Linked DNA regions of Mus musculus: all the other regions are linked to region 6. A link is a loop called in an ENCODE intact Hi-C map of the cell type or tissue named here. Cell type or tissue: heart. All regions are shown on one strand. Region 1 overlaps Ptprg (protein tyrosine phosphatase, receptor type, G). Region 2 overlaps Ptprg (protein tyrosine phosphatase, receptor type, G). Region 3 overlaps Ptprg (protein tyrosine phosphatase, receptor type, G). Region 4 overlaps Ptprg (protein tyrosine phosphatase, receptor type, G). Region 5 overlaps Ptprg (protein tyrosine phosphatase, receptor type, G). Region 6 overlaps Ptprg (protein tyrosine phosphatase, receptor type, G).

Region 1 (5,000 bases), 140 kb before region 6:
TTGATTGCCGTTTTCCCCAGTGTGATAAAAATCCATGGTTTGTAGCAAGTGAGAGAATATGGAGCCTTTACACATGGAGTTCTTGCTGTCTCTGTCTTTTTTTTTTTTTTTTTTTTTTTTTTTTGGAAAAACAAGAGTAGAAAACTACAATTAGGCAGGCTTGGGGATTTCTCTGGCTTCTATCAAGCCAGGTGATGCCTAGGGTCTACCATGTGACATGGATCGTAGGGGACAAGTGATGGATACAGCAGCTCTGGCAGTTAATGATACTATTGTGATTATTTCTCCTCTTTCAACTTAAGAAGCAGATTTCTAATCCACTGTGTGCTGTACAATTCAATGACTGATCGGAGTCCGTCTCACTGAATGACAGCCTTCTGTCACAAAGGGAGTCAGACTGAGACAAGGTGGACGGCTGGCTGAAGGGTTACAGCCACACACACACAACCAGTGGAACACAACCCAGCTCCACTGAGTAACATGTTCTGGTGGTCCCCAGACCACCTTTCCCAGGGCCCTGGTCTCACATCTCCAAAGAAAAGCCACTGAGTTCCTCACTACAAAAGCCTGAATACATGCAACTCTCCCAGACACACTGAATTCCTGATTTCATAGCAACAGAGAGACAGACAAAACCTCCACTCTGCTTTCTCCCTACTCAGCAACAGCACTATTAAACAGTCCTGGATTTTAAAACTAAACAAGTCACATCACTAGCCACTAGTCACTTCTAAGCCACTAGAGTATACCCCCCCTAAACTCCCCAAAAAGGCACTAAATGAGGACCCATGTCTTCTCCAAAATGTGGCTTAAACCCAACTGGTGCATTCCAGTTTATTTCTACATTCCATTACAGCTGGCCAAAGTGAACAGTAGCTCTGAACTTGGAAGCAATTTTAGAATACAGTAATGTCATACCAATTTAACCTGAGTGTAACATACCAGCAAGAAGGGAATGGGGCTGAAGTATCTTGGTTTGAGTCAAAAGGAGTTTATTATTTTCTAACCCTGACTCAGTACTGTGTTCCATCTGCAATGTTTGGGTCAAGAAAAATTTCTAAATGCAAAGACTTTAAATTGTAAAGTATTTGTATGGACTTTACTAACTGCATAGATACCTCTGACCTGATCTGCAATCTGAGACGTTCTGAGCATGTTGCCCACACTGCATCCAAGGGATGTTCAACCCATGACCACAGCCAACACAACTCATTTCCCATAATGCCTGGAAGCACCCCTTCAAGTAAAAGGTTACTGCACCTTGAAGTATTACTATGTGAAAAGACAGGAGTTATCTCTAGCTTACCACAGCCTCCTCTCTCTTGAGGCAAAGATGGGCCTTGGTCTGGATAACTTGAACCTTACATTTGTAGACTGGGGACTCTAACATCGGGTACTTTATCAGACTTCGTCTAGACTGTGTATTGTCTATCAGAAATATTCAAGAAACTATAACCACTCCCACCAACCTCAGTATTCTCTCAGTAAGACATAAATCACTAAGGAAAAGGCAAGCAGGTGATCTAGGGTCTGGGGGTTAAGAGTTTAAATGAACTGGTGATTATGGTGAATGGCAAACATTTCACAAATGGTCCCCAGACAATGGGGGTTTCACTTATGATTTCGTTTTCCTTTACAACGGTGTGAAGATGTAATGCTAAAGAAGAAACTGCAGCTGAATTGGTACCTTTAGCTTTCTCGGGTTCACGATATGCAGTCCAAGTCATTCTCAGGAAGCTGGGCTGTTAACTGTGGTGTCTGATGTGTTAAGAGGAAAAATATTCATTCCTACTCACAAGACATTTTCAACATAGAATAGGTTTATCAGAATGCCACCGACCATGCATTGAGAAGAATCTGTTGGTCTGGGGAGATAGCTCAATGGTTAGTGCCTGGTATGAAGGTGTGAGGGCCAGAGTTCAGATCCTCAGAACCCCATAAGGGCCAGGTTTCATTTCCAGCAGTCAGAAGGTACCTAACAGAGTGAGCTAGCTGGCCAAAAAAAGCCAGATTAGCATGCTGAGTTCACCAAGAGACCCTGACTCAAAACAAGTAGAGGGTGACAGACAGGACTCTCAGTGTCAACCTCAGATGTCCACACACAAACTCCAACACACAGATATCTCCCTCCCTCTCTCCCACTTCCCCGCCCCCTGCACTGGTAATGCATATCTATGGCTCCAGCTACTCTGGAGGCTGAGGCTACCAGATTGCTGTGTTCAAAGTCTGCCTAGTATACACAGTAAGACTTTGTCTCAAAAACATTATTTTAAAAATTAACAGAAGAAAATCTAGTTCTTTTTAAGAGTAAATTATCAAGATGCTTTTCAATAAAAGCCTAAATAATTTAAGACAAAGAAGCCAGTCATCAAAATAGTGTCCGGAGCTGATGATGCAGGAGAATTACTCAAAAATAGGAAATCTTCTAAGACGGAGAAAGTCCATGTCCGTTCTAAGATCCTGGGGCTAGCAGGCATTAGGCACATGTTCAAGCACAGCTCTTAAACAACCTACTTTTTTCAGGAGACTGAGTCCTAGTCTGTTTAGGTAATATCCATGAACTCAGTACTAGAATAATAATAATCCAAAATACTTGTAAAACAAGCCATTTGCAACAGGGTAGATAATCATTTCCTCCACTTTTTACAATAAGCTGAACTCCCTTCCAGGCCACAGTTGTCCTTGATACACACACAAATTCACTGTTATGCAAAGATACTGGGGTTCCATAGGTAAATTATTTATAAAGAAACTTCCAGAAGGGTTGTGGTGCGGAAGGATTTTCCTATGGGGCTGGCCACCAGGCATTTGACTATACTTCAGTGAGTATCTGGGCAACATAAAATGAATTTGGATTTTTCTTCCTCTTCTCCCTCTTCCTTTTTTTTGGGGTGTGGGGGTGGGGGTGAGGGTGTGGGGAGTGGGGGGAGGGTGGGGTAGAATAAGCAAGGGAAGACCTGGGAGGAACTGGTACGTGAATGTGATCAGCACGCATTATATGAAAATTCCAAATAATCAAGAAGAATATTAAACTAAAAAAAAAAATTCCATCATAACAGGACACACAGAGCTAGCTGCCTACTGCCCCCTATCTTGTGGATCCGAAACACAGCACCAAACTCATGAACTAAGACACAGTCCCATTTCAACATCCCAGCTACTAAGACAAAATAGGAGACAAAGACATGTCTTTCTTTCCTTAAGGAAATCTCTAGAAACACTGACCATGCAGCCCACGAGGTAGAACTTAAATCACATCTAAAAGCTCGTCTCTAGTCTACAAGTTTCTGTTTACCAGAAAAAACAAACAAAGCATCAGGATTTTCTATTAATAATAATAACAACAACAGGATGCAAGAAGCCTCTAGCCTCGTCTCCAAGTTCAGCTAACACTCTAGTACAGGACAAAAGGTGGAGGTGGGAGGCTGCGGCTTCCTCCTAAGGAGTGCACGAATGGGCAGAGCTGGACAACTAGCAAAGTCTGTTAATAGCTCCAGAGCTCATACTTCAAAAGCTAGAGAGGACTTCCTTGAAATGATCTTAGAGATTATTCAGTGCAAATTTCCCATTTGGATATTAATGTCTCATAACTATACCACTTGACAAAGATAGGCAATACTATACTTTAAAAATAAGACATTATCATTCATTTGTAACCTACCAATTCCTTGGTTAATTATTACAACAAATGCTTTAATGCCTTTTTAACATTTAAATCACCTGTGCAATTAGCACAATGTCTAATAACAAGTGGAAATGGGCACATAACTTTTGCGGGCCATTTACTAGAGCTATGGATGCCTCATTGCCGGGGAACAGACAAGGTGACCATCCTCGATGAACCAAAACTTGGAAGACACTGTGTGTAGCACACAGGGATGAGGGTAACAGCCCTTCTGAACCGACTGTTCACTTAAATCCAGATATTACACATTTAGAGAAAAAAAATCACAACACTCAACTTTTAAGAAGATAAGAGAAAGCAGAATGACTCAACCCAGGCAGGCTCCATGGAGTCATTCCCACTGTTCTCCTCTAACAGTAAGAGGTGTGGCACAACCAGAGACTGAAAAGCAACTTTTGGTTCTAAGGCTGCTCTTGTACACAGGATATCCTCTAAGTTTGGTCATTTTCCTTCATATAAGTGTGGAAGAAACCAAGACATTACTTTGGCTATGGAAGGAAATAGCATGGCTGTCTAGGGACTAAGAAATTCTCTAGTGTTTTCTCTGTTAGAAAGTAATCTTATCTACAATTGTGACAAAATATTTGCAGGTGTTCAAAGTGAATCTGGGTTTTTTTCCCCACAATGTAAACTAACATAACTCAAATCACAACAAACTATAGCTGACAGTGAAACTAGAAGTAAATGGTTTGTCTACAAAAATAAAAGCATCATTAACACTATACCTAATGGCCATTTTCCCCCAATAAAGCATCTCTAGTTTTATAGTGACAGATGGGATTCACTTAGCATAAACACACGTAGCAGTGATGGAGGGACATGTTAATGGGACACTATGACAGAAAGAGAAAGTTCTCTTAGGACCAATGACCCAAAGGACCTGGGCACATGCTAATCCCTGGACTTCAACCCTGCCATGCTTACTTTTATACTGGAGATGCCAAGATTCAACCTCACAGTAAATGAGAGGCTTACACACAATATTCAGCCACATGTCTATGAAACAGTGCAGGAGGAGAACACTGTAGCACCTCAGGGCCAGCTACCCCATTTGCGTGACGCTGTGGCCATCACATTCTATCTTCCCTTGCTCTGCTCAGTAAGGCACTCTGTGAGCCAACTTGAAGGGGCTGTTCCAGTGAGGCGTTTGAGATTCCTTGGGAATGGTCTAACCTGAGCTCATCCCTCTAACACAGTGTTTCTCCTGGAGAGGTCCCCAGATAGCATTAACAGCAACACCTGAGGACCTGTTAGAAATGTTGGTTCTCAGGTACCATCAGAAGCCTCAGAAGGACTATGAATCTGTATCAGCTCT
Region 2 (5,000 bases), 420 kb before region 6:
ACGGCAAGTCTATCAACTTAAATCTACACTGAACGGAGCTTCTTTTATTAATGCTAGGTTTAACAGCCACTTCTCTGTGCTCTGCTGTTCTTCAGCATATCACATTTATTATGCAATGAAAACTGGAACGTGAATACTATATCATCAGACATTTTAAAGATTTTTTTCCCTTAAAAGACCTAAGGGCTATATTGGGTAGTTATTCATGATTTTCTCCTTAATTTTTTCCTATTTAAAAAACAAAAAAACAAGAAATACAACCTTTATCACCCAAATGAGCATTGCTATCCTGCCTCCCCAGAGGTGGGTGTATTTGCTTCTCAGCAAGTCAGAACTGGCTGCTTCCATTACCTCTGTTCCAAGCAGTAATCTCCCGGGAAGTAGAAACCTCAACTTCTCAACAAGCTCGGGCATCCAGGTGTCTTACTTTCCAGAGCAGCTAGGAATTCTTAAACTCTTACTGCTTCTCTGATGAGAGCCACATAGCAACAGCTTTGCATCTCGTCTGTGCTACAAGGCCAGAGGTTGGTTCCCTTGGGAAGATGACTGTTTCCTGAGTCATGGCCCTTTTGTCCTCTCTTCTGAGGATGCAAAACTCCAAGCTGTACCACAAATATTCCAGGCACACACCTACCTTAGGACCTAGAGAAGTAAAATTCCCAAGATGAGATGGGGAAACCTCCAAAGGCACCAATTCACTGAAGTCTAGAAACTAGAGAAGAGCACAATGCACACACCCAAACCTTCCACACAGAGAATGAGGGAACGAGAGCTCCATCCTGAAGGTCCCAGCAGGTTCTCTTCCCATACCACAGATATGCAAATATTCAGGCCTAGGGGCCTGATTTGGAGCGCTCCTCAGTTAAATGGCTAAAGGAAAACCAATCAGGTCACTGTGCTGGACCATTATAGACATTGCCCACATTTACTGGTTACCAAACTATTAAGAGAAGAATACATTTGATAGGGTTTTGTAAATATACTAGATCAAAGCTCACTTTTTACAGTAAAGATTTAAGACAAGGATGCAGGGCATATACACATAGTGTGTTTCACATCCAGTTACGGTATTTGAACCCACAGGCATCCTGTTGATACTCGAGATAAGAAGTGACAGAGAAACAGAATTGCAGAGGCAAACTCAATGGGAGAAGCAAACCCAGGGGTGACTGAGGACTGGAACTTTTGTTTATCCCAAGTCACCTGTGATCTTGGAATGCTAAATATTGACAGACAACTAAGAACTGTATCTGAAAGACTGGCTGTGCTACAGTAAAGCTGCCAGGCTTTAATGGAGAAAGTCAGACGTGAGAGGTATATGTAAATGGTAAGAGCTGGGGTTTATAAGTTATTCTCCACATATTAATCTGAGTTTTAAAGTCCTGTCATTTAAGAAATAATCAACAACTCAAGAGAGAACATTTCTTTCTTTCTTTTTTTTTTTTTTACATAAAATTCAGTTTTGCTGAATTTGTCTAGCTACTGCTCATAGATTCCCATAGATGTTTCCAGAACACAGTGGTCTTTGAACACAGTGCCAGGCATACAATCCAGTTCGGAAGCCTTCAGAATGTCCTTCCTGTCCTATTCAGGGATGCTATGAATTTCTCTGCCAGGGATTTAAAGGAGTAAGAGCAAATAGACTTTCTTTCAAACTTGACTTCTTTCTATTCCTTATAAATCTTTCTGACTGACCCTCCCTTCTGAAAGGCGGTGGCACTAAAGAAGGAGCTAAAGGCTTTAGATTTAAGGTAGCTTGAAACCTTTGTGCTCAAGTTTTGACAGGACACAATAAAAGAGGGGGGGGGGGTGGTGAGCCTCAAGCCAGTAAATCCTCTGGACTTGAACTCACAATCCACGTGACCAGGCTGCCTGAGGTCTCGGCCATTAGAGCAGAAAGGTCTCGCCAGCCAGCTTTATTTGAGTTCTTCAGGTTGGAAAAGGATTCTGAAAAGAACAGAGCTCAGAGTTCTGGCAATAAACATTACAAAGGGGAAAAAGAGAGAAAAACCAGAAAGCTTATGAAGAAATAAATGTTGTGATACATGCAGCTGAAGTATCTATAATAAAGACAGTATACCCCAAGATGAAACAGAAGATCTGTAAAAACCTATTGGTATTTTAACATACTTTATTGTTCAGAGTTAAGAGTGAGTATATGAGGCTTGAGACAATGCTAAATGGTTACTACAGTGAAACGATCACTTATCTGATACATCATACAGGAGTAACTTACCCGAAACATCACACAGATACAAACCTGCATTCACCCCTAGTGGTTACAGCAGCTACAGCATAATCGTTTAGGAGGCATCTCACTATGACCTATAGTTGTTAGGTTGTGAATTAGACCCTTCAAGTTGTTCATCCTACATCATTAGTTACTTTATTTACTTTGACCTCTTTTGTTCTTATTAAAAGAGCAAACATGACAGAAACCCCTCTTGAATAACTTCCATTAGTTTCTTGTTAACTCATTACCTAACTCCATTATTATGGTCTGGAGCCTGTAAGCCTCCATGTTTCTATATTGGAGGCATAACTTGCACGTGGCTAGTGAGCACATGAGATACGAATGTGGTTTGTCCACACAGAACTAAGCTGTTCATGAACTGGCCAGAGAGATGGCTCTGTAGGTAATGAACCTTGCTGCCAAGCCTGGTGAGATAGTGTGAACCCAGGAACCCAGATGGCAGAAGGAGCATGGTTCTCTCAAGTTGTCCTCGGACCTCTACCCACAGGCTCTGGCAGTGTGCTCCACCTGCCATAAAAGAAATTTAATAAGAAAAACTGAGTTTTAAAGATTTAGTATTAAAAACAGAATGCAAGAGATCTCAGCCATAACTTTTTATAGTGGGTTTTATGTTGGAATAATATTAGGGCAAATATAACAGATTATTAAAATCAATAAAATTATAGTAACCTTTATGATAAATAATAATAAAATAATCTGTATAAAATAAATGGTTTGATGTAAATCAAACCACCTGTTTCCCCTTATCTCTTTTAGTGTGGATTATAAAAACTCTGAAGAGTAATATGTGGTTCCTCTGACAATTGCTCTAAGCTGGTGCAGCTCTCATGGGCTAGACAGAACTGGTCAGTCTAGGCATACACTATGACATTCTCCACAGACATTGTACCGTTTATATGGTCTCTCTGGTTCATCTGCGACCATTAGAAGCCCCTCTGCTTTTTTCTTTCCTATTATACTATAGATGAAGAATCCAACAGTATTTCTTGGATAATTTTAAAAACTGACCAAAGCAATGCCAAAAGAGAAAGAGAGAAAAGGGGGGGAGGGGAGAAGAGAGGAATCATGCATAAAATACAAACAAGCACAGCTTACATTTCCCAGACTCCTGAGCACATCTCAATCTGTGGGTCTTAACCCTGTGGGGGGTAGGGTAGCTCCTCAGACTTCCTTTATATCAGATATTTACATTGTGATTCACAAGAGTACCAAATTTATAGTATGAAGTAGCAATAAAAGTAATTTCGTGGTTGGGGTCACCCCAACATGAGGAACTGTATTAAAGGGTGGCAGCATTGGGAAAGTTGAGAACCACGGCTCTTAAGCATCAACATGGCATGGGTCACACCTCTCACTGTTGCATGAGTTCAGGCATTCTGAGATTAAGATGGGCGTGGGACTACAGCTTCCCTACAGCCCAATATGGAATCAAGTGAAGAAACATCTGAAAATGTCTCAGCACACACAGTATTCAATACATTTGTTTACAACATGATTTCTCCACACCCATCATTCGCTACATTCCCGGTCTTCTCCATGGCTGTCTGAAGGCCCCGGGTCACCAGGCTTCTTCTTGAAGTAGGACTCCAATTCTACTAGGTCTTCTGGTCTAGTTTTCAAGGTTTGTCATCTCCTTGGTTAAAAGTCTCAAAATGAGCCAGCTACTAGCAACATGGGACAACATGTGGGTGATACATCTCCAAGGAGCCCTCAGCCTAGTCTACATCTAAGGATGGCTGTTGACTGCACAGGGAACAGGTTCCTTCCCCTCACGAAACCTCTGTAACAATCCACATCAACAGAACCACTGAGAAGACTCTTATATATGACAGACAAAGGCCAGCTCAGCCCAGGGGAACACTAGACTTTTAAATAGACTCTTTATGGTAAGAAAGTCAACATCTAAGTTTCAGGAAGACCCATGGACATTTGACAGACGTCACTTCAGAGCAAATAACCAACAGACACCAGGAAAGCATAGAACTAGCCCTACAGTGCCCTCAACATCCAATAGAAAGGCAAGCAAGACAATGGAATCTGTAAAGAAAGTTTGTTTCAGAAGGATTATAAGGATTTTGTTATATATAGAAAAGTGGGAGATGGGGTAGGGGGGAGAGATAGCATTATCATTAAGAGAACATGGTTCAGTACTCCCTTAAGGGATATTTTCTCTGGTGACAAATCAAGATGCTACCAAGGTCATAAGGACCTTAAACAATTAGTTTTGAATAAGCCAAGGTGACAGTATTATTTTCAAGATGACAGAAATGTCAAAACAGTCCTTGTGTCCTCTGAGGACATATGTACATTTGAACTGTCAACCAGAGAGTAGAAATACTTAAACCAACATTTCTAAAAGGAAAGGAAATACTGCCATACAAATAAAAGACAAGGGTAATTCTCATATAAGTTTAAAAAGATACTGTGTTAGGGGCCAGTGAAATGGCTCTGTGGGTAAAGGCTCTTGCCTTGGCCAAGCTTGACAACCTAAGATAAAACACTAAAGATTTACATGGTCAAAGAGAGAAACTAGTCTTGCAGGTTGCCTTCTGACTTCCACATGTGCTCTAAACATACATACCAAATGAAAGAAAAAATTTAAAAAGATATTGTTAAATAAAGCTGAACTGATTTCTCCTTTATTATTTATTGTTGCTATACAAAGTGATAGCCATCATTGTGGCATTTTCATACATACATACACACATACATAAGTGAGCAGTTTAATTTTTAAAGTGGAAGATGC
Region 3 (5,000 bases), 150 kb before region 6:
GTCACAGGATTCACAACAGATGTGGCCTGGTTTGAACCAAGAAAGTCTGCCTGGCTAATAACTGTGAGGGTAAGGCACAACAGCTGAGGCGCTGTAGCTGCAACAGTTGGTGGGCTCAGGCCCAGCAGGACAAGTCCTGGTTTTGCCAGCACAGATAGCATCCCTGCAGGCATGCTGTCCTGGAGGGGCTCAGCAAGTTACACGCAGGCAGGTGGTCACAGAGCATTCTGTCACAGAATTCACTGCAGACCTAGGGAAGACCCTGGCAAACTTATCTGAGGAGCAAAGCAAGGGGAGGAATCACATTTGTGCAGCAAGTGAAATAAAGAGGCCTGCTGGCAGCATCCGTGGGACTGTGGAACTGATCAATAATCTTATTAGCGCACAACTAGGCATGCCCATGGTAAATTCTTTTTTTAATAGCATTTATTGCTTTTTCTGATTATAGAAGCCATAAATATTTGCAGTCGAAGCATACGCAGGCAAAGTACATTAATAAGCACAGTACATTAACTAGATGGGTAAGTACATAAAAAGTATAAACAAGAAAATAAAAATAACTATAACCACTGTTCAAATTTTGGTGTATTTTCTCCTGTGTATCAATAATCAATAGGCCTGGGTTTACAGAATGTGGAAGTGTTTCAAAGGGAGTTCATACTAAGCTGGGCACTGTAGTGATGGCAGCCTAAGGCCCTTTGGAGGCACAAACAGAAGCATCTGGAATGGAGAGCAACCTGGGCCACTCAGCCATGCAGTGCTTCAAAAAGGTGTCAGAACTAACTTAAAAAAATGGGAAAGAAGATGAAAATATTGCTCATCTTCAGGAAGTGTGAAGTATCAGCAGTAAAGGGCGATCTACCTTCACAACAGGTCAACTCAGGTGAGTGTCTTAACATGGAAGTCCAGCAGAAGATGCCAAAACTGAGTGCCAATAAACAGGCTACTTCAGCCATCAATACAAGCCACTTCTTAGATCAGTGGTTATTTAAAAGATAGTCATTTGGCAGCAGGTTGATGGTGGGGCAGGCCTTTAGCCCCAACAGAAAAGGCAGAGACAGGCAGATTTCTGTGAATTCAAGGCCAGCCTAGTCTACAGAGAAGTTCCAAGAGAGCCGAACTGTTGTCTCAATAACAACAACAATAATAATAAATTGTCATTTGGCTAGGAAGATGGCTTGTCACACAAGCATGAGGCCCTGGATGGATATCCTGAACGGCCATAATGCCAGGCACAGTGGCTTACGCCTGCAGTCCAAATGCAGAGGCGAAAGTACAGGTCACGGAGAGCCCTGGTTCACTGGTCAGCCAACTCAGCCAAATCAGTGAGTTCTAGTCCAGTGAGAGACTCTGGGAAGAACACCTAACATCAACCTTCACACACACACACAAACACACACACACACACACACACACATACATACATGTGCACATAAAAGAAAATAAACATGTAAATTCTCAATCAAGATCTGATCTGATATGCTCCTCTGGTACAGAGAAAGCTATTTTCCCCAGTGATGATGATTCTCTGACAACTAAATTCTAAGTTTTTTCAACCAAATACCCAAACACATCTCCATCCGTAGTGAGAAAAATCCCAGTGGGCTAAAATCCAAGAGACCTTGCGCTGGCAAGAGGCGGGTGAGCGATACACAGAAAAGACAAAGGTGGTGCTACTCCACAGAAACCACACTAATGGGACTTGAATGGATCCGGAAGTGTCATGCCAGGCACAGTTAGAGTGACAGGGTCACAGACGGAGAGGACACCAGAGAAGTTAAATGAAAAGTGGGAAGATGTGTCCCCTATCAGGCACCCCAGGCGGTCACAAACATCCAGTCTCCCCCACAACTAGCACCCCACACCATGGTGCCTAAATTGTTATCTATATTGTGACTAACCCACAGTCCTGGCCCCAGGAGCCCATGCAAACTCAAGGATCAAAGCACCGGCTCCTTTGCAGAGCCTTGGGATCCAGCTCAACACTAGATTCCAGACAAAGAAAAAAGCCAAAGAGTTGATAAGCAGACATTTCCAGCCCTTTGGAATTGGCCTTCAGGAAACCAGGCACTTGAAAGAGAGGGTTTCTGGGAGAGCAGGGAGGTCATTTTCAAGGAGCACAGTGGTCCTCCCAGGTAAAAATAAAACAGAAGGAGGTGGGGTTAAGGAAGCAAGTCTTCAAAGGAAACGCCATCAAAGAGAAGGAAGAAGGAAATTACTCTAAGCTGTTCCATAGCTAAGGTAATGCAGACCGCATGGCGTGAGCGTGCGGACGGATGGAACAGAGCGTGCAGCCCACAAAGAGCCACACAGTTTGGCCACTTGACTGTACTGTTTTTCACAATGGCACAAAAGCCATTCCAGGGAGCAAGGAGACATGTCTCCATAAATGATGGTGCTGCAGCAACTGCACATCCAAGGATTAAAACAAGGCGGGGAAATCTCATGGCGGCCTCATGGCTCACACAGAAAGGAAATTCAAAATGTACTGAGATTTAGAGGTGGGACACGAACGATTTTTGGAACAATTAAGGAGAAAAGTCTCTGGGCAGGAGACTGAGGATGGCCCTTCTGAGTCTGTTTGTTTGTTTTTCAGACAGGCTTATCTGTGTAGCCTTGGCTGTTCTGGAACTCACTCTGTTGACCAGCTGGTATTAAATTCAGAGACCCACCTACCTCTGCCTCCCAAATGCATTAAAGGGGTGCACCACCACCACTAAGCTGGTTTGGGGGATTTTTATTTTTAATGTAAATCAATAGAAGCATGAACAGAGTTTCATCACAAGTGTGGTTTGCTCAGAGAAAGGTGCTGGTGCTCAAGTAGGAAGCTCTCATAATGAGAAAAATAAAAATCATAAGACTACCATCTAGACTTTGCGTGTAACTCTCAAGATCAACAGTGGGTGGGGAGTGACGTAAACAAGAATACCCCCCACCCCTCCCACACACAAGTGGGTGGTGCACATCTGTAATCCAGGCACTTGAGAGGTGAAGTCGTTCTCAGCTTCATAGCAAGTTCAAGGCTAAACCTTGTCTCACAAGAGCCGGGGTAGGACAAGTAAGAAAGCTGGCAAGCTACACGGAAGAGAATGTAATAGTGCACTCAACCTGTGCCCTGGACAAATACACATTGGGGCCGCCAGGGAACATCACTGTACGTCCCTCAGAATAGATAGAACAAAACAAGAATCTGGTGGCAAGGGTTAGGGACAAGCTGCCGACAGGTGGGTCACAATCATGAATGCAACAGTAGGGTGAATAGAAAACCATCTCTATAGAAGATGCATTTTCTTTAAAAACCTAACATTCAAACATTTGCCAGTCAGCTCAGCAATAGTAGACACATGAGCATTTATCCCAAAGAGGGCTAAGAACTGAGTTTACAGAAGCCCTAAAACAGAAATAGTCAAAGCTTTCCCCAGAAAGTGAAAAGGTCAGGGGTGCCCATTGCACAAGAAAGCTCGTCCAAAGACTTACAGCACAGCAGAGGGTTGTGCTGTGTGGAAAGAGCCACTCTTGAGGCCATAGAGGTCTATGCACAAAAACATTTCAAAATCATGCGCTAAGCAGGTAATATGGACTATTATGGAGACAGCTTGGCCTCTGCATAACCTCTTCACTTTCCTACGTATCTAATTATTCCAAAATAACTTAACTATAGATATATGTAAAACACATGCATATCTATAGATCTGAGACAGCCCTGACCTACAATGTATCAGCTTCACAATGGTACAAAACAGTATGTGTTCAGTAGAACTAACACTGGAAATTATATATGTTAAGCTAGTAAGACACTCAGCAAGACACGTGATGCTGGGCAGGGGCAGGGAACACGTTCCACAGCTGCCTGAGTGATCACCAAAGGGGAGTGACACTCTATGTATAGAACCAAGATAGAAGTCCAGTGAGTTACATGCATTTCCCACTTACAAAATATTTAATTTATGGTGAATGCAGGAGTGTCTGCACAAACTAAAGCTATACTTTCTACCTGAGGCTCCAGTAAAGCTAATTTTGCTTTCTTTCCCCTTCATTTTATGTGTGTGTGTGTGTGTGTATGTATGTATGCAGTGTGTGCAGACTCCTCTGAAGCCAGAATAGGCACAGAATTCCCAGGAGCTGTTACAGGTGGTTTTGAGTCCATAGATGTGGGTGCAATGAAATGGACTGGGATTATCGACAGCAGATCTGCAAGGCTCTTAACTACAGAGCCATCAGCTCTGCAGTTTGCTCTCTCTCTCTCCAACTCATATATGAATTCCATGTGGAGACTAGGATATCATAAGCACAGAAGTGGAAATGCAAGGCAAGGGAACCATGGGGTTTGCCCATTACTCACTCCACCAGAACTGACACACTTCTGTCTCACATAAAAGCCAAAGGAAGCGAGAGAGAAGAAAGTTGGGAGAGCATAAACCTCAGGCTCTTCTGGCCAAGGTATTTTCTCAGATAATCAACTCATGAAATTGATGATGTTGGGGGGGGGGCCCTCCGAAAATCCACCACATTGTAAAAACATCATTTTCTGTAGATCTTCTGATGAAATACTGGGAAGGAAACAACCAGGCCTTCAAACATCGTATAGAATAAGAGATAATTATGTAACCTCTACAACAGCCGGCTCAGAAAAGCGGGGGAGGGGTCCTAACAGTTAGCCAAGTCTCAATGCCAAGAACAGCTCTAACTCTGGGTGGGCAACAAAATCAAAGGCCTGACTTTAAGCATCTTCCCCCACCCACTGGCCGGTTCCTTGAATGCTACCATTAAGTCCTTACTTGTACCATTCACACCACTCACACTAAAGCACTGCCTTCACACCCTCACTATCAGTATGACCCAGCACCTTCACACAGCTACTGAGAGAGGAAAGTGAACGTTCATGATTAAATAGCTCCATATTGAACAGTCCTATGCCAGCTTTTCCAGTCTTGGGAAAGGAGAAACGGCAGTCTATTTACAATTCAACCGAAGTAAACAAACACAACCGAAACTTCGGG
Region 4 (5,000 bases), 150 kb before region 6:
TCCTGAAAAGAAAGACTGGGTTCTCAGCTTCAAAGACTTCATGGCGCCGGACAGAGGTGAAATGAACAGTGCCCCGGGCCTGTGTTATAATAATACTCTGGCTCCCAAAGAATTGAGTCTTACAACGCTGTAATCTAAGAAAGAAAATGAAGACGTTTCACAGTTAGTACCATGGTCACATCCAAGACTACAGACATGTACACTGCTTTTACCACTGAAGCCTATCTTCATAAAGTTTTATTGATCCACAAAATGGCAAGCACAGCCAGGAGTTCATACACTGGTGCCTACCAAGCTGAGCACAGTCACCCAGCTAGATGTTTTATTTCACCAATGGTGTGTGTGTGTGTGTGTGTGTGTGTGTGTGTCCAGGGTGGGAAAACCCACGAAGGAATCCCAGAACCCACATTTATCTGATTGTACTGGTGCTCTATTCCCAATATGCACAACATGATGTGTGAAGAGCAGGTACCTGTTTAGAGATGGGCCTTGAGATATGGAGCTCACTGCTCCTCTCTCCATCTGACCATTTTACCTGAAATATTCCCCCATGGCCATCTGAGTTTTCAGTCACAGCCCAGTCCATCAGATGAGGAACCATGGAAAATTAGGGTCGTGAAAAGGCTAGTTTAGGGGTCTGGAGAGACTGGCTAAAGGGGTTTGTTGTTCAAGCATAACAAGTTCAAATCCAGACCAGGCATGCCAGCCATACCAGTGCTAACTGTGAGGTGGAAAGAGAAGGACTCCTGGGGCGTGTTGGCTGCCAGCTTAGCTCCAGTCTGAGAGATCAGTCTCAAGGAAATAAGGAAAGGTAGAAAATAACAAAGCAAGATACATCTGCATCTTTGACTGACCTCTATACAGTGCACACAAGTGCAATACTGCCTACAAATACATAAGAAGAATGCACTCTGGCTGAAATGTGGGGCGTGGTTGGAGAAGGAGCTTCACTGAAGGTTAGAAAGGCAGACTTCTAGTCAGATGTAAGTAAGACTGGCAAAGGAAGGGGATCACACAAGTAGCAACCTACACCGTCTGGCAGGCAACATTCTGTGCATGCGCGTAATGGTGTGTAGTACAATCTCAGGCAGCCACAGCTACGATAGAATTTAAAAACACCTTTACACACTTACAAGACTAAGCGTGCACTGAGGCTGTGGGCTGGGAAGTTCTTCAGAAGCAAAACTCTGGAAACAGAGACACTCATTTGGCAAATCCAAGCCCACCTAGTGCATACCTTTGCCTTGCTTCTCTTTTCTATGAACCCAAATGGAGATGGATCAGAAAAGGAATTTCAGATGACCTTGGCCAAGAACTTATCTAGAATGAAATGGTCCTGAGTCTGGTATCTACTATGAGAAGAGAAGAGAGGGGAGGGGAGGGGAGGGGAGGGGAGGGGAGGGGAGGGGAGGGGAGGGGAGGGGAGGGGAGGGGAGGGGAGGGGAGGGGAGGGGGAGGGGAAATGGAGAGAAGAGAAGACCATATGCAGATCAACACTTTACAGTGTCAATGTAGATGCATCTATTTATAAAGAACCCTGGAAGAAAAGCAACAGTACAGAAAGAGAAGCTCAGTGGGTAAAGGTGCCTCCAGCCCTGCCAGCCTCACTTCCATGCCCTGGTCAAACAGAGGGAAGGAAGAACCAGCCTCCTGCAAGCCATGCTCTGGCTCCTTCACAGCACCATGATGCAACCATGCATATGTGCAGACACACACACACAGTCACACACAGACACACAGACACACAGAGACACACACACACACAATTTCAAAACAAACAAAGAGAAAGAAAGAAGCAATAATAACACAACTACAGCTTTTATTAGTGCTATATGCTACAAACAGCTATACCTGCTTGTATCAAACTGTTTCCTAAACACGTCTATATCATAGATTAACCCAGCGCTGGGACCTTATCGGGGAAGCTTCTTTGTAAGTTGGCAATGATTAATAAAGAGACTGACAACTGGTGGAGCGTAGAGGGACTGTGGCGTCTCGGTCATAAATGGGGTGTCTATACTACATCCTCTTCTCCCAAAGTTCAAAGAACTTTGAAAGGGAGAGCGATAATCCAGGAGCCGGAAGTGTGAGGACACTGGTGTTAAACAGGGTCCTCCTGATGCGACAAGACCACTGTACTCATAAGGTCATAGTGGCCATGGCTGCCTGTGTAAGACCAAGCCAGGCAACACTCCAGCAGGGGCTGGAGAACAGCATAGGAGCTCACACCCCGAGGGAAGACGTTATTGACAGCGGATGACTGCAAGGAGAAGCTGAATCGATGTTCTTTAGGGTGTGAACCTGGTAAATAACCCATGACCCAGTGCACTACCTGGACTGTAGTCCTTTTAAAAGAGGACACGATGTTGGGGGCAGGGCTTTCTGGGACAGTCTAAAGGAGAGGTGAATCTGATTGAAATACATTATATACTCAGAGTATAAAACACACATACAACTAAAAACTATACCCTCATACAAGAAGAGTACGGACCTGTGTGACACTGGCACTCAGAGGGCCAGAGCATCCTGTTGGAGATTCCACGGAATGACAAACAGAATTTGTTCTTTCAAAGATTTAATTTATGCTTCTGTGCGTGCCTGAGTGTATGTATGAGCACCAGGAGCATGCAGATGGCAGCAGAGGCCAGAAGGGGGCGCTGAATCCCTGGACCTGGAGTTATAGGTGGTTGTTAGTTATGTGGGTGCTGTGAACTGGAACTAGGACCTAGGCTCCTGACTGCTGAGCTATCACTGTGTAAACATACTTAAGAGTATGGTCTTGCCCCCAAGTGTGCCTCCCAAAATGACTCTTGGGGTGGGTAGGACATTCTTCCACAATACTATGTAAGTGCACAGATGGAAAGCCATTGAGATAAAAGGTAATAGATAAATGAGATATATATAAGACAATTTCTCAAGAGAAAACTATGAAGATTTTTATCTTTAGCAACAGCTCAAGTTTGTGTGGTAAGTCACACACAAGAATCCAGGGACAATATGTCATCTGGCTAGAAGGATAAATGGCTAACTGTAACAGTCTCTCTTGGCCCACAGGACCATTTCTTGCTCCCAAAATTCTAATAAACAAGCCCCTCATTGCCTTTAAAAAAAAATAAATAAATAAACAAATGTAGATCTGCTCATGGCATTTAAAGGGGAAATACAAACGGAAGGAACTGGTTTACATTGCTAGGCAACTACAATAGTGCTCCAAGTCCGAGCAACCCGAGGCTCCAGGTTCATCTGTGCTAGCTCCGTTTTTCTGCGGTGGTAAGTTGGGCTCCGTGCCAGCTAGAATGAGGCTAGCTTTGTTCTCTTCAATGCAGCAAGAAATCACCCGGAGAGCTATCTTGTATTCTGCTTTGCTCGAAAGGGAGTTATTAACTTGAAATAACACAATACAACTCTCAAGAAAAAATAATTTTAAAAAGCTATTAGACTCTTAAATAAAATGATTTAATTAAAAAAAAAAAAACCTGTAACCACATATTTTTTTTTTTTTGCCAGAACACATCAAGATGGGTAAAGTACTTATCATCACTCAGTCTGCTTAAATAGCTCTAATAGTAATTTCTTGAATAATTAAAAGGAGGAGAAATCCATTGTAGGTATGTGAGGTTTGGGGGGCGAAGGGGCAGGGGCAGGCTTTTTAAGCCAATGTGATTTCCCCAATGGAGAAATGGCAGTGTTTCAGTGGCAGAGCTTGTCCTGTGTTTTCTCTCTTGGTTCCCCTTTTTGTAAACCTCCAGCTCAGACTAATTATGCTGCAAGACCCATTCAGACCCCAAAGGAAAAGCAGTTTACGACTTGCAAAACTCAAGCCTCAAATTCAAAGTTTTAGCTTAATACCTCCCTCCCCCCCACACCCAATAACTATCTGTATACAAAAAGCTGAGCAAAATCAATTTCCAGTAAATGTATCTGTCTACTTAGAATCTAAATAGGCTTATAACTCTGTAACCTAGTCAATCAAACTGGAGGTTAGAGGGAAAATAGACTTCTTCCTTTCTAAAATGAAACTGATCTTCCAAAGAAAATTGTATCTTTGGGGGCTTCACTATCAGGCACAATTGAATAAAACAGAATGCACCTTTGAAATAGGCACAGATGTGTAAGTTGTGTTACAAACTAGTACAAGAAACAAGTGAGAGAAACTGCAGCATCACAGACTAGAGATCCTGGGAGATCTGGAAACAAGCCCTGCCTTCATTCAGTGTTACTCACAAAGGACACTGAAGAGATTCACACTTATACACCATGTCTTCAGCTCCAGCAGGGACCTGCTAAGTGAATCCCAAATCTTTAGAGATAGAGAAGCCTCAGCTTTCTCTTTTCTGATGGTCCATTCCTATTCTGATTAACTCGCTATGAGAGCAGTTAAAAAACAAAAAGGATACAAACTTTAGATGTTGTAGACATAGTGTGTCCTGTGACATTTATGCATTACTGGGAGAAAACAGAAAGGTAACAACACTAAAATGCACTGATGTTTGATGGGTGCTCCTGAAAGATGGGCTCCGGGGCTAGAGAGATCACTACTGTACTGACGGCTCTTGCAAAGAACCTGGATGCAGCTCCTGGCACGGTCACAGCAGCAAGCTTCATAGCAGCTTATGGTCGTATGTAACAGCAGTTTGAACTCCTCCAACTCCTGCACACATGGTGCACAGACATATTCTCACGCACACATGCAAACACATTGGGAAAGATTTAGAAAAAAACAACTGAACCAGAGATGGGCCATAGTGCACACCTTTAATCTAAGCACTTGGGAGGCAGAGGCTGACGGATCTGTGAGTTTAAGTGCCTGGTCTACAGAGTGAGTTCCAGGACAGTCAGGGCTACACAGAAAAACCCTTTCTCAAAACAACAACAACCCTACCCACCCCCACTGAACCAGAGAGCAATTATTAGCATAATTTACTGGAGATGAGGGTTCACTTAACAGTAGAGATTGCTTACTAGCATGTGGGAGACCCTACGGTCAATTCTCAGTATCA
Region 5 (5,000 bases), 130 kb before region 6:
ACAAAATTAGGCTCTCCCTTGTCTAACAGCTTAATAAATACTGTGTCATTATATATTTTCCAGTGACTAGTATGAAAATTAGGTCAGAGCCTTGGTTTAAACTGAAGCTGCAGCTCATACCAGCATGTCAACACTGAAACAACTCCCAGATGAATTGTACATTCTCTTATGGCTTTAAAAGATTCTTATTAACAACAGAGAGCCCCAATTCTAAAGTGACATGTTCTCATTCTGAGTGCCCAAGGCCTGTAAGGCTGAATAGACTACACACGACGGATCTGCTCAATGCTGGCAAGACTCACAAGTCCCACACTCAGGCTGCAGGCTTCCTTCTCTAGACTCAGAGTGGGGGAAATGGGAGGACACAGAAACATCACTGTAATGAGAGAAGAATGCTCTGGAGAAGACATCAGAAAATGGGCATGAACCTGGACATTGCTACACTCTGGTGTGCCATGAGAAAAGGTTCAGAGACAAAGGATAGAGAGAAGACTGACAGAAAAGGAGAAGCAGTGGCATCAACCAGATAGGAGGGGTACCACAGGGTTCCCGCTCAGGTCAGAGTGCTACCCCAGCCAATAGGCAAAACCAGTGATTCAGCAGGCTGCACCTCTACCAGGGGCGGGGAAAGAGGTGTCCATGAGGAAGAAGGCCACAGGGGACCCTAGAGATGCACCACAAAATGAGTCAGCACAGTTACAACTGGATCCATCCACTTTTATGTGTGTGACAAAAACATCCTTTAAGCAATAGCAATGAAATCAAATGGCATCTTTTATTTGGTTTCCAGTAATCTTATCAAAGCCTACATAGGGGTCCTTGGATAATTCCAGCAGTAGAGGTAGAAAATAGAGAAAATTGAAAGTTCAAGATTACCCGCAATACAGAGCAAGTTAGATTAAGTTAGGGCTACATGAAACCTTATATCAAAACATACAAATATTCTTGCTAGACAAACTTAATAGTGAGCTACTTCCCAGCAGCCATTCAGCTTTCCCATGAAATCCAAAGCCTGAATCCCTAAGAAAATAGTATTACTGACAAAGAAATACCAGCCTATATTCCCAACATTCACCTTCCTGCAAAAAAACAATCAAAGCCCAGACAGACACCGCAGTTTGGCTTCTTACCTCCATCTGCCTTTTCTGAAGTGTTATTTCCATCTATTCTTCACACCCATCCCAGGCATCTTCACTAACTTAACTTCACGCCTTAGGTGCGCCAAACAGCACTCCTTAAGTCTGGGTGTGCAACCACTAATGGGTGATAAGCCCATACCTGGGGCTCAGCCACCTAACTCCCTTCCAAGGCCTTCAGCACCTCAGCCCAGCTCCCCCACTGCCTGACGCCTGTGCCCACACTCCTAGCAGGCTTATGCTCACGCTCTCTGCAGGGCTGCCTGGCTTGAACAGCCTTTAACAACTTTACTGTGAAAATGGACCACAAAAACAAGAGACTGTTCACACGAACCTAGGAAGCTGAACTGCAAATGGGCAGGTGGCAGGACTGTTGTTTGCAGTGGCCAAAAGCAGAAGGCATAAGGAAGTCATCATCTATCAGGCAGTGCTGGGTATTCATTCGTCCTGCCTCACTGAAGAGAGGACATCAAGAGAACAGGGACAGACCAATGTTGTTACCTGTATGTTGTGGGCCCTTTGTTTCTGTTAAGCAATCAAAGAGAACTCTGGTTTACTATAAAGAATTTTTTTTTTCCTTAAAGTAAAAGACTATTTGACCCAATAGTCTCACAGCCCAATGAGGACATTTGACAACAACAATGGAGAGAGATACTGTTCCATGTCACATTGATGGAATCTCTGGGGGGAAGTCAATGTCCTCAGTATCACCCAATGCCCAGAATAGCCCTCCACAGCAATAATCGGAAACACAGCCTCCACTGATAGCAAACTCAGAACACTCTGCCCTGGACAACCTGCCACAGGAGTTACAGTTAGGGCACCCCTTTCAGAGAATGGCAGATCCAAGAAACAAGGGTTTAAAATTAGACCACACAGATTAAAGAGACAAGCCTGGCTGTCTAAGTTCAGAACCCAAGCTTTTCACCATTAAATTACCTGGGCTCCCAGGGGACCAATTTTGGTTTCTCCTCTCCACTGATGGCCAAATCCAATCCAACCCCTCTCAGTATGTGAAGATGGTAGAGCTGAAATATGCTAGAATCTGTCTCATTAGCTCTACAGTCCCCACAAGGCTGCTCAAAGAAGCTGTGCTTTACAGAGGAACCACTGATGCTGTGAGTCTGGTCCTTACATGCAGTCATTCCTGTGAACAGGCCTCACACCATCAGTGTGCCCAGGCTAGCACTTCCGCTCTGTGCATTTCTCTACAGAGTCTCTTCCACGACAGGACAACTCAGTGAAGGAAAAGGGAAAGGACAGAGGCCAGCTTTTGTTAAATAGTAGAATTGCAAATATCCCTTTATAACTAAGGAATCCTAAACAAAGATGTATGAATATACTCACAGAAGCCTATACAAATATATTTATTACAAATATTCCTAAATTAAGAGTCACCTTCAGCTTATCAAGGAAAGGGAAGGAACTGGTGCAATTCTACACCCCCACCCCCACCCCCAAAAAGCAGAAGAGACTAAGCAGCTTCCAAAGACTCACAAACACAGCACAAAGGGAGTATAGAAAAGAATGGTATCGCTGCCCCAAAAACTGTGAAATGTCTTAGAAATTCTACTTCTGGCTACTGAACTCCAGTGACTAAGCCATTAGCAGCAAGGCAGTTGAAGGACATCAACCAAATCTAAAATAACCAACGACAATGAGCACAAATCTCTCAATAGTGGTCACATAGAAACTCCTATCATTGTACCCAGAACTTCTTTCCCAAGCCTTGTAAACTCTAAGCTGATAGGATGTTTCCTACAGTCCAGGATTTGTGATACCAAAAGGATCATTCTGAAAATGATGGGAGGTTTAATGGCCTGGGACAAAGATGACAGGAACAAGACTGGTATCAAAGAAATGCCTCAAAGGCCAGCCAACTGAACTTGACATAAAGCCATAAACAAAGTCACCACATGAGAGGAAAATGAGATTCTGTCACGACCAACAATAGTAACCAGAGTTGCGGCACTAGAGTCCAGGTTCAAGCGTGAACCATGAAGCCATCCTTGTGTCACATAGGTAAGCACGGCCTACAAACAGACTCTGACAGGCACTGTTGGATGTTCTTCACAAGCCCATCCTTGAAGTCCTAAGCTGGAAGAACTCAGGCTTAGCAATAAGCAAATGGTAAATTGCTGTACACTGACAATATCAGTGTTCATCGAAGGCCACATAGCCATTACTTAGTGAGAGATTTGCATGAGCAGAATCTGTAGGATTCCAGGTCTTCAAGCTCACAGCCAGTACTAGAGAAACCACAAATGTTCACCATGCAAACTTTTCTCCTCACCAAAAGGGATGGTAAACCTGTTCCATCCAGAAGTCTGAGGTGGGTATTGTTTATAGCTTGGTAATCTTTGCTACTCTGTAGAGATGGGATTTACCCAATTGCCCCAGACTTCTGAGCATTGAACATTGCCTCTCAGTCAATAGAGCCTATCCTTATGAAGGACGTTCCTTGCACTTTGCAAAGGAGTTTAGTATTATGCTTATTAGAAACCTTTCCTCCCTAGACCCTTCTCCTGAGCATCATTCTGACTCAGTAGAACCCATTCGTAGATAAGAGGTCATAGGTACTTTGCAAAAGACATGTACTTTGCAAATGTTTCAATGTAGTCATGCTTTTAGCTCTGTTGTGATAACTGCCATGAGGAAACCTTTTCCCAACATTATACTATGTTTAAATATATCCAAAGTAAACTATCTGGGGTCAGACCCCAGAAGGTTGAACCAGTCAGGTAAACTAAGTCATGCTAAGCCAAAATTCCTTCTTGCATCTAGTAGTTTGTTTTTCTGCCGAGTTTGCAGGAACCACCAGACACCAAAGAGAAAATACAATACAGAGCTCTCTATATTGGTGTTCTTGGGGCAAAATGATCCATGATCTATGGTCACTTTGGTAAGGTATGTGGAGACAGTGACCCATATGGCTAGGATGCTAGGAATGCTCCCTGTCTCACTCTGGATGACTCCTACTCAGGTTACAATAATTACACCTGTACAAAGGTAACTAGTCACAAGATAAAGATCTATGTACAGAGAGAGACAGTCAGACAGACAGACAGACAGACAGACAGAATAGAAGGTATATACATTTTAATTCAATCTCAAAATTATAATTACAGAAACAACTAAATTGTGGAAGCATATTTTTTAAAAAATGTTTTCTGCTACTACCAACTTGTGAACAAATTGTTTTTCCCATGTCCATTGTTAACAACTCTTCTCTAAAATGAAGCACCTTCATCACACGACAGCAAATAAATTCAACATGGCATGGTTTAACACTGGATAAAAGCTCTTTTTAAAATATTTGTGTGTAAGCATATGTGCATGTGAATGTGTGTGTGTGTGTGTGTGTGTGTGTGTGTGTGTGTGTGTGTGTTTATGCGCGAGAGCCCACGCACGGGAATGTGTATCAGAGGCAGCAAATATATACTACAATACCCATGTTGAAGTCAGAGGGGAATCTTGGAAGTCATACTTCACCTTCCACCTTGATTGATGCAGGGTCTCTTGTTGATCACTAATTATACCAGCTTGATATAAGCCTGTAAGCTTGCAGGACTGGCCTGCCTACTCCTTCTACCTCACATTAGATCCACTGTAGTTACAGATCCACACTTCTATATTCGGCTTTCCCTGCACTCTGAATGTTCAAACCCAGGTCCTTGTTCTTGGGTAGGCACTTTACCCCCTGAGCCATCTCCCCAGACCAAGGGCAGATAAAGTCTTACCACAATTCTTCAAAGCATTAGTGAACAAGTATAACATGAGGCCACAGTTTTGAATGCCAGAACAAACCAAACACAAAGGAAGTTGATTGTGTTAAATGTCACAAACACAAACACGGAGGAAGCA
Region 6 (5,000 bases):
CAAGCTGGGGTCCAAGCCCCGCTTCCCGAATGCCAGGCCAGCTCTCTATCAACTGAACTACATTTCAAGCCCACCTAGGTCTTTGCTCAAAGTATAATTCATCTACTCTTGCTACAAGATACTAATCTTTTAAAGAGATTACTATTTATCTAGTTCTGAGACTTTGGAACCAAAGAACTCAAAAACTGGAGGGAAAGGACTGTAATAAATACAGGATTTTGAAACATTCTTACCTTTTTTAGATTTTCTTTTTCAACACTAGGAATCAAACTTAAAACCCAAAGCCACAATGACACCCTTTTTTATGTACAATACCACATAAATGCAATATCAAAAATAATTTAAAATGAAATTGATATCAAGTAGTCTTTCACAAAGGGACACTTGATTCTGATGGCACAGAGAACTGTCATGAAGTTCTCAGCCAGCAACATGGCTGATCTCATTTCTGAGACTAGAAACAGAACTGTTCTGTTTGGTTTTGTTTTGTTTTGTTTGCTTTGCTTTGCTTTGTTTTGTTTTCGAGACAGGGTTTCTCTGTGTAAAAGAGCCCACCCAACCTGGAACTCAGCTTGTAGACCAGGCTGACCTTGAACTCACAGAGATCCTCCTGCCTCTGCCTCCTGAGTGCTGAAGGACTGTAATCTAAAGACCACAGACAACACTTCCTGCAGGTCCAGAGAAGGCAACCTTGGTAGAAGATAATCCCATTTAGTGCTGACCCAAGCCCAGCAACCAAAGCCAAATCCCAGGCCTGCTGAGAACCTGCTCTTCTGAGAACAAGGTTCACTCCATGAGCCCCTCCCTCTCCTGCACTGGCTACTGCCTTGACCTGGATCAAGTGCAGGGGAAGAACTGAGCACAGAGAACTTCTTCCTTGGCTTTGCTTTATTACTAGAAATACATGTCTTTTATTCCCTGCACCAGAAAAGACAGAATTCAAGGGCCAATGGTAACCATTCAGCATCCATCCAAGAATGGTCAGCCTGGAACGAAGGTAGATCCCAGGCTGACCAGAAGGCTTCACCACTGTAGATGGAACTTTATACCCTGAGGTCTTCTTGTAAAGAGATATGGCCCAAGATGAAAGTGTTCATCTGCACCTTGCATGGCATTGGCCACAGGCTACCATTAAAACACTAGACAGAAACACAAAATAAACGCTGCCAAGAATAAAAGAGTGCCTTCTTTTTACCCCAGAAGACATGTGTTACAGGCCAGCCCACCTGCTTGGTTCCATGGCCTTTCTTGCCCGGACAAGGCTTGGGGTGCCACACTTCTTCGGTGGCTAAAGAGCTGGCCACAGGAAAATGAGAGCAGGAAGAAGAGGCAGTCCAAGGCTCAGTAGGGCACAAACGTTCCTTTCAACAAGTCCATGCATGCAGGTGATTTTAATGTGAACTCAGGAGCAACAGAAATGCTAAATCTGAAGGGTGGTTTGGGCTTGTTTGGTCTTGTGGCTGGTTTTCTCTTGGGGTTTCCCTTTTCTTAAAGCATTAAACCACCAATATTCCCTGGACAGCTTCATGTAAGAAATGTAGTCTCTGCTTCCGTATAAACAGTGCTACTCAAAGCTCTTCCACTGAATGCCCCTTCTTCAGGTCAACCACTCCTCTTTCCAAGATACCCCTTCATTTTGGAAGTCTTCTCTCTCACAAGACTCGACTGAGGTGGAACGAGAAACCTTCCAGATCTCACCCCGCTTTGGAGAGGCAGACTGAGGACTTCCGAACTCCGTTCCTGTCACTGCCTAAGGAGTCCGGTGATGGCCACTGAGACACCAAAATGGCATACATAGTAAGTGGAAAAGTCTGCTGCTGACCAATCAGGTGTCACTGGACATCGGATGTGGGTCGGATGTGGACACATCCAGACCAAAAACAGTCAGGCACCTGCTTCTGAAGTCTTCCAACCACATAACAGATGTAATGTCATCATGACACAGAACACCAAAATCAAAGAGCATTACTTTGAGGGCCAAAGGAAAAAAGAAAATGTTTTTTATGATTCTGCATGAATAGCTAAACAATGCAAATATAGATTCTGTGGGGAACAAAAACTAATCTTTTCAAGTAATATACTTTACATCATGTCAGAGGTGGTTCAGTTCCCAACGTACAGGGATAAAGACCAAATATTTAAATCAACCACACTCAAATTGTATTTAAACTTATATGTTGATACTGGGCATGTAACCCTGGCTCGCTGGAAGGCAGGAAGGAGGATCAAGGGCTCCAGTGCTCCGTCCAGCTCCTGTTAAAGCCCCCGCTCTCACACACTGTTGTGAAGGTTGAGAGTCTGGATAAAAACCCTGAGAACTGTTGAGACTTTGGAGGAAATATCTAGGAATCCACTATGTTGTTGCATGTTTTTCCCATACTAGTGTTTTAGACTTAGAAAAATACAGTGTCCACTATCATGTTTGATATTTCCCCTCAGCACTTCGAAGTCATCGTTTGTAGCACCAGCTGTGGCAGGAATCCCACACTCCCCGCACTGTTCGGAGCTATAACCCTGCTTCCGACCGCTGGAAAACAGCCAAGCCCTAGCTGCTTCCAAAGGCCTCCCTAAAACACAGTAACTGAATTCTGAACGGGAAATGGGGGCTCACATGCAGCTGAGAAGTCAGTGGGATTCTAAAAACAAACAAAAAATAACCAATACGAGATTTTGGGTAAGAACTCACAAGGAGAAACCTAATTGAAAACCAAAAGCTAAAATGGTTAGTTAAAATAGGTTTGTTTCCAAGGCTATGGCAGCAAGAAGCGCTGGGTCCCAAAGCGAACAACGGTCCCCAAGGGTTTTGTAGCCTACCAGGGGCGGCAGCATCGAGCTGCAGGCACCGCCTAGCGCCAGATGTCGCAGACCCCCAGTCTGGGCACCTGGACGTACGCGCCCCGACCCCTTAGTTTGCAGGTGGTTGAGCCGGTCTAGTGGAGGCAGAAGATTGACGGGTGGCTCTGGGGCGCCCCCTGGGGCCCAGCGGCACCCCACCATCCTCGGAAAACCTGAAGCCAGCATAGCATCTCCCAGGGCTGTGACATTTTAACTTTGCCTGCCTGATTCCAAAAGCTGTCTTCCCTGTACCTCTAACAAATACCCCTCCGCTCCCAGTTGAGGGTACGGGCTAGTTACCTCGAAGCCTGAACAGGACGGAAAATGAGGAAAACTGAAATGGACCAAGCCTTAACAAGGCGGCATCCCTATCGGTCCCATACTGCGTTGCAGACACCAGAGGGGAGAAAATCATTGTAGAAACACTGGCTACAGCCTGGGGAGGTTAGCCAGAAATGGAATTGGAAATTTCTGTTTTGCAAGGCTGCCTCCCATCGCCCTTATTAAAAAGTGACCCTTACTAGGCTCAACCCCAGGTGCACCCGAGCGCACTCAGCTGGCAAGTCCCTGACAAGGGAGGGAGGGAGGTTTAGTCAAAGGCAGTGATAAAAACAAATGTTGCCCGATGGTCGCCAAGGGAGAAGGGTGCTGATTCTCAGAGGAGATGCTCCTCAGCGTCTACTTCCATAGAGACAGGACCCGAGAGGGTAAACCCCAGGCCTCCTAGTGAGTAAGCGCGCGCACCCTCACCGAGCTCTGTAGACAGCCCCAGAGAGAGGAATAAGCGCCGAGGAAAAGGAGCCGAAGAACCGCAGTGTTTTGCCCTCTGTTCCTCGCAACCACCCTCAAACCTTCAAAGAAGGGACCACTCGCTGCCAATCCCCTTAGAGAGGATCGCCGGGAACAGCGAGGTCCTCGAGCCTGGCTCCTAGGTGCACCATAGGGTTGGGGGTACCCGCTGTACCAAAACCCCGCGCTGTGGCAGCCAGAACACAGGCTGCTATTAACCAAGGAAAACCGAAACATTGTGGCACGTTTCTTATTTCTTGATTAGAATAACCGCCGCCTCCAAATATTCCAGAACAGGCAGATGAGAAAGCAGAAAAACCGGGTGTTCTGTCCTTAAGAGATCGAGGAAAGAAAAGCAAATCGCGCCCTCTCCCACCTCTTTCCCTGAGCCAGGAAAGAGGACGTGGCCTTCACCCACTGGGAAGGAGCTGGGCAGCTTGAGCTGCAGCCCTCCGACTCTGCAAGAGAAGAGGAAGGCGGCTGGCCTCTGCCCTCACCGAGGGGGGAGGGTGTGGGCTGAAGGCTGGAAGTGGAGGGTCGGCGAGCTGCACACTGGTACGTGCAGTGATTTAGGATTGTCGAGTGGCCAATATTGTTCCAGCTTTAACCTGGCTAGAAAATAAGCGGGTCTGGGTCTGGATCTGGCAGGCACATTCAGCCTGCAAAAGGGCAAAGATGAAAGTAGGGAGGGCACGCCAGACAGCCAAAAAATCTGCCCGGACGCCAGAAGCTACCCAGCTGTCGACCCGCGCCCTGAACTTGGACCCAAAAGAAAGATACAGAAAGGGACCGTGAGCCCAGTGAAGCAGGGGTCTAGCGAAAAACTCCCTGCTCACTGCTTCCTGCTCTCCCGAGGCTCCCAGGCCCCCCGCGTCTAGGGAGCTGCCTCCCGCTTGCACTGAGGCGTAGCCCGCACCTCAGCCGGGAGCAAGGCTGAAAGGAGGCGGCCCGGCGACTACAACGCGGGCTGCTCCCCACATCCTGACTTCTCTGCAGCCAGCCTCCGCCTTCCATCCCCAAACGCCGCCCTCCCCCCTACAAAGGGTCGGAGGGATGCAAAGTGAGCCACGATTATGAGCTCCTTCTATCCCCGCAGAAGCAACGGGAGCACCCCATATTACTCAAACCAACAGAGCATCCTTCCCACAGCCAATCTCCCCAGACATCCTATCGTGCAACTATAGCCCTCCGGATCAGCTCCGGATCAGCAAAGCAAGTCGCCTTCCCCCGCCCTCCCATACTCCAGATGCTTCAAGCTTCCCAAGCCACAGTCAGAGCACATCTCTGAGTCCCCAACCCTCCCTTCCAGCCCGCCACTGCTTCTGCCCTCTCTGACCATCAGCCTCCTAGAACACTGCCGGAGCCAATGAAGCAGA

Evidence for each region. A loop is a pair of places that touch in the nucleus more often than their neighbours do. Peaks named below come from ENCODE experiments on the same cell type or tissue, not always from the same donor. Only the 100,000 strongest peaks of a DNase experiment are listed, where the experiment ranks them.
Region 1: it touches region 6 in a loop (2.8-fold over the local background); 4 of 42 quality-filtered maps call a loop at or near these places.
Region 2: it touches region 6 in a loop (2.2-fold over the local background); 2 of 42 quality-filtered maps call a loop at or near these places.
Region 3: it touches region 6 in a loop (2.3-fold over the local background); 4 of 42 quality-filtered maps call a loop at or near these places.
Region 4: a loop joins it to region 6, with 2.6 times the contacts of the local background. A loop is called at or near these places in 3 of 42 quality-filtered maps.
Region 5: it touches region 6 in a loop (2.1-fold over the local background); 2 of 42 quality-filtered maps call a loop at or near these places.

What each region holds. Positions count from the first base shown.
Region 1 is chr14:11,691,326-11,696,325 of GRCm38, reverse strand. The region is part of intron 1 of Ptprg (protein tyrosine phosphatase, receptor type, G); the gene reads right to left. Among named protein-coding and RNA genes, the nearest start is that of Gm52128, 120 kb to the right of the region's middle. In heart, a CTCF peak has its summit at 3,086; no DNase peak of the experiment used is centred here.
Region 2 is chr14:11,970,931-11,975,930 of GRCm38, reverse strand. All of the region lies in intron 4 of Ptprg (protein tyrosine phosphatase, receptor type, G), which reads right to left. Among named protein-coding and RNA genes, the nearest start is that of 3830406C13Rik, 310 kb to the left of the region's middle. In heart, a CTCF peak has its summit at 2,288; no DNase peak of the experiment used is centred here.
Region 3 is chr14:11,700,173-11,705,172 of GRCm38, reverse strand. The region is part of intron 1 of Ptprg (protein tyrosine phosphatase, receptor type, G); the gene reads right to left. Among named protein-coding and RNA genes, the nearest start is that of Gm52128, 130 kb to the right of the region's middle. In heart, no CTCF peak of the experiment used is centred here; no DNase peak of the experiment used is centred here; H3K27ac peaks cover 1,180 bases.
Region 4 is chr14:11,708,263-11,713,262 of GRCm38, reverse strand. All of the region lies in intron 1 of Ptprg (protein tyrosine phosphatase, receptor type, G), which reads right to left. Among named protein-coding and RNA genes, the nearest start is that of Gm52128, 140 kb to the right of the region's middle. In heart, a CTCF peak has its summit at 2,634 (motif pointing right); no DNase peak of the experiment used is centred here.
Region 5 is chr14:11,684,646-11,689,645 of GRCm38, reverse strand. All of the region lies in intron 1 of Ptprg (protein tyrosine phosphatase, receptor type, G), which reads right to left. Among named protein-coding and RNA genes, the nearest start is that of Gm52128, 110 kb to the right of the region's middle. In heart, no CTCF peak of the experiment used is centred here; a DNase peak (open chromatin) is centred at 1,915; H3K27ac peaks cover 1,015 bases.
Region 6 is chr14:11,554,476-11,559,475 of GRCm38, reverse strand. All of the region lies in intron 1 of Ptprg (protein tyrosine phosphatase, receptor type, G), which reads right to left. Among named protein-coding and RNA genes, the nearest start is that of Ptprg, 3.4 kb to the right of the region's middle. In heart, a CTCF peak has its summit at 2,963 (motif pointing left); DNase peaks (open chromatin) are centred at 2,965, 4,145, 4,595, 4,945 and 2 weaker places; H3K4me3 peaks cover 2,716 bases; H3K27ac peaks cover 2,059 bases.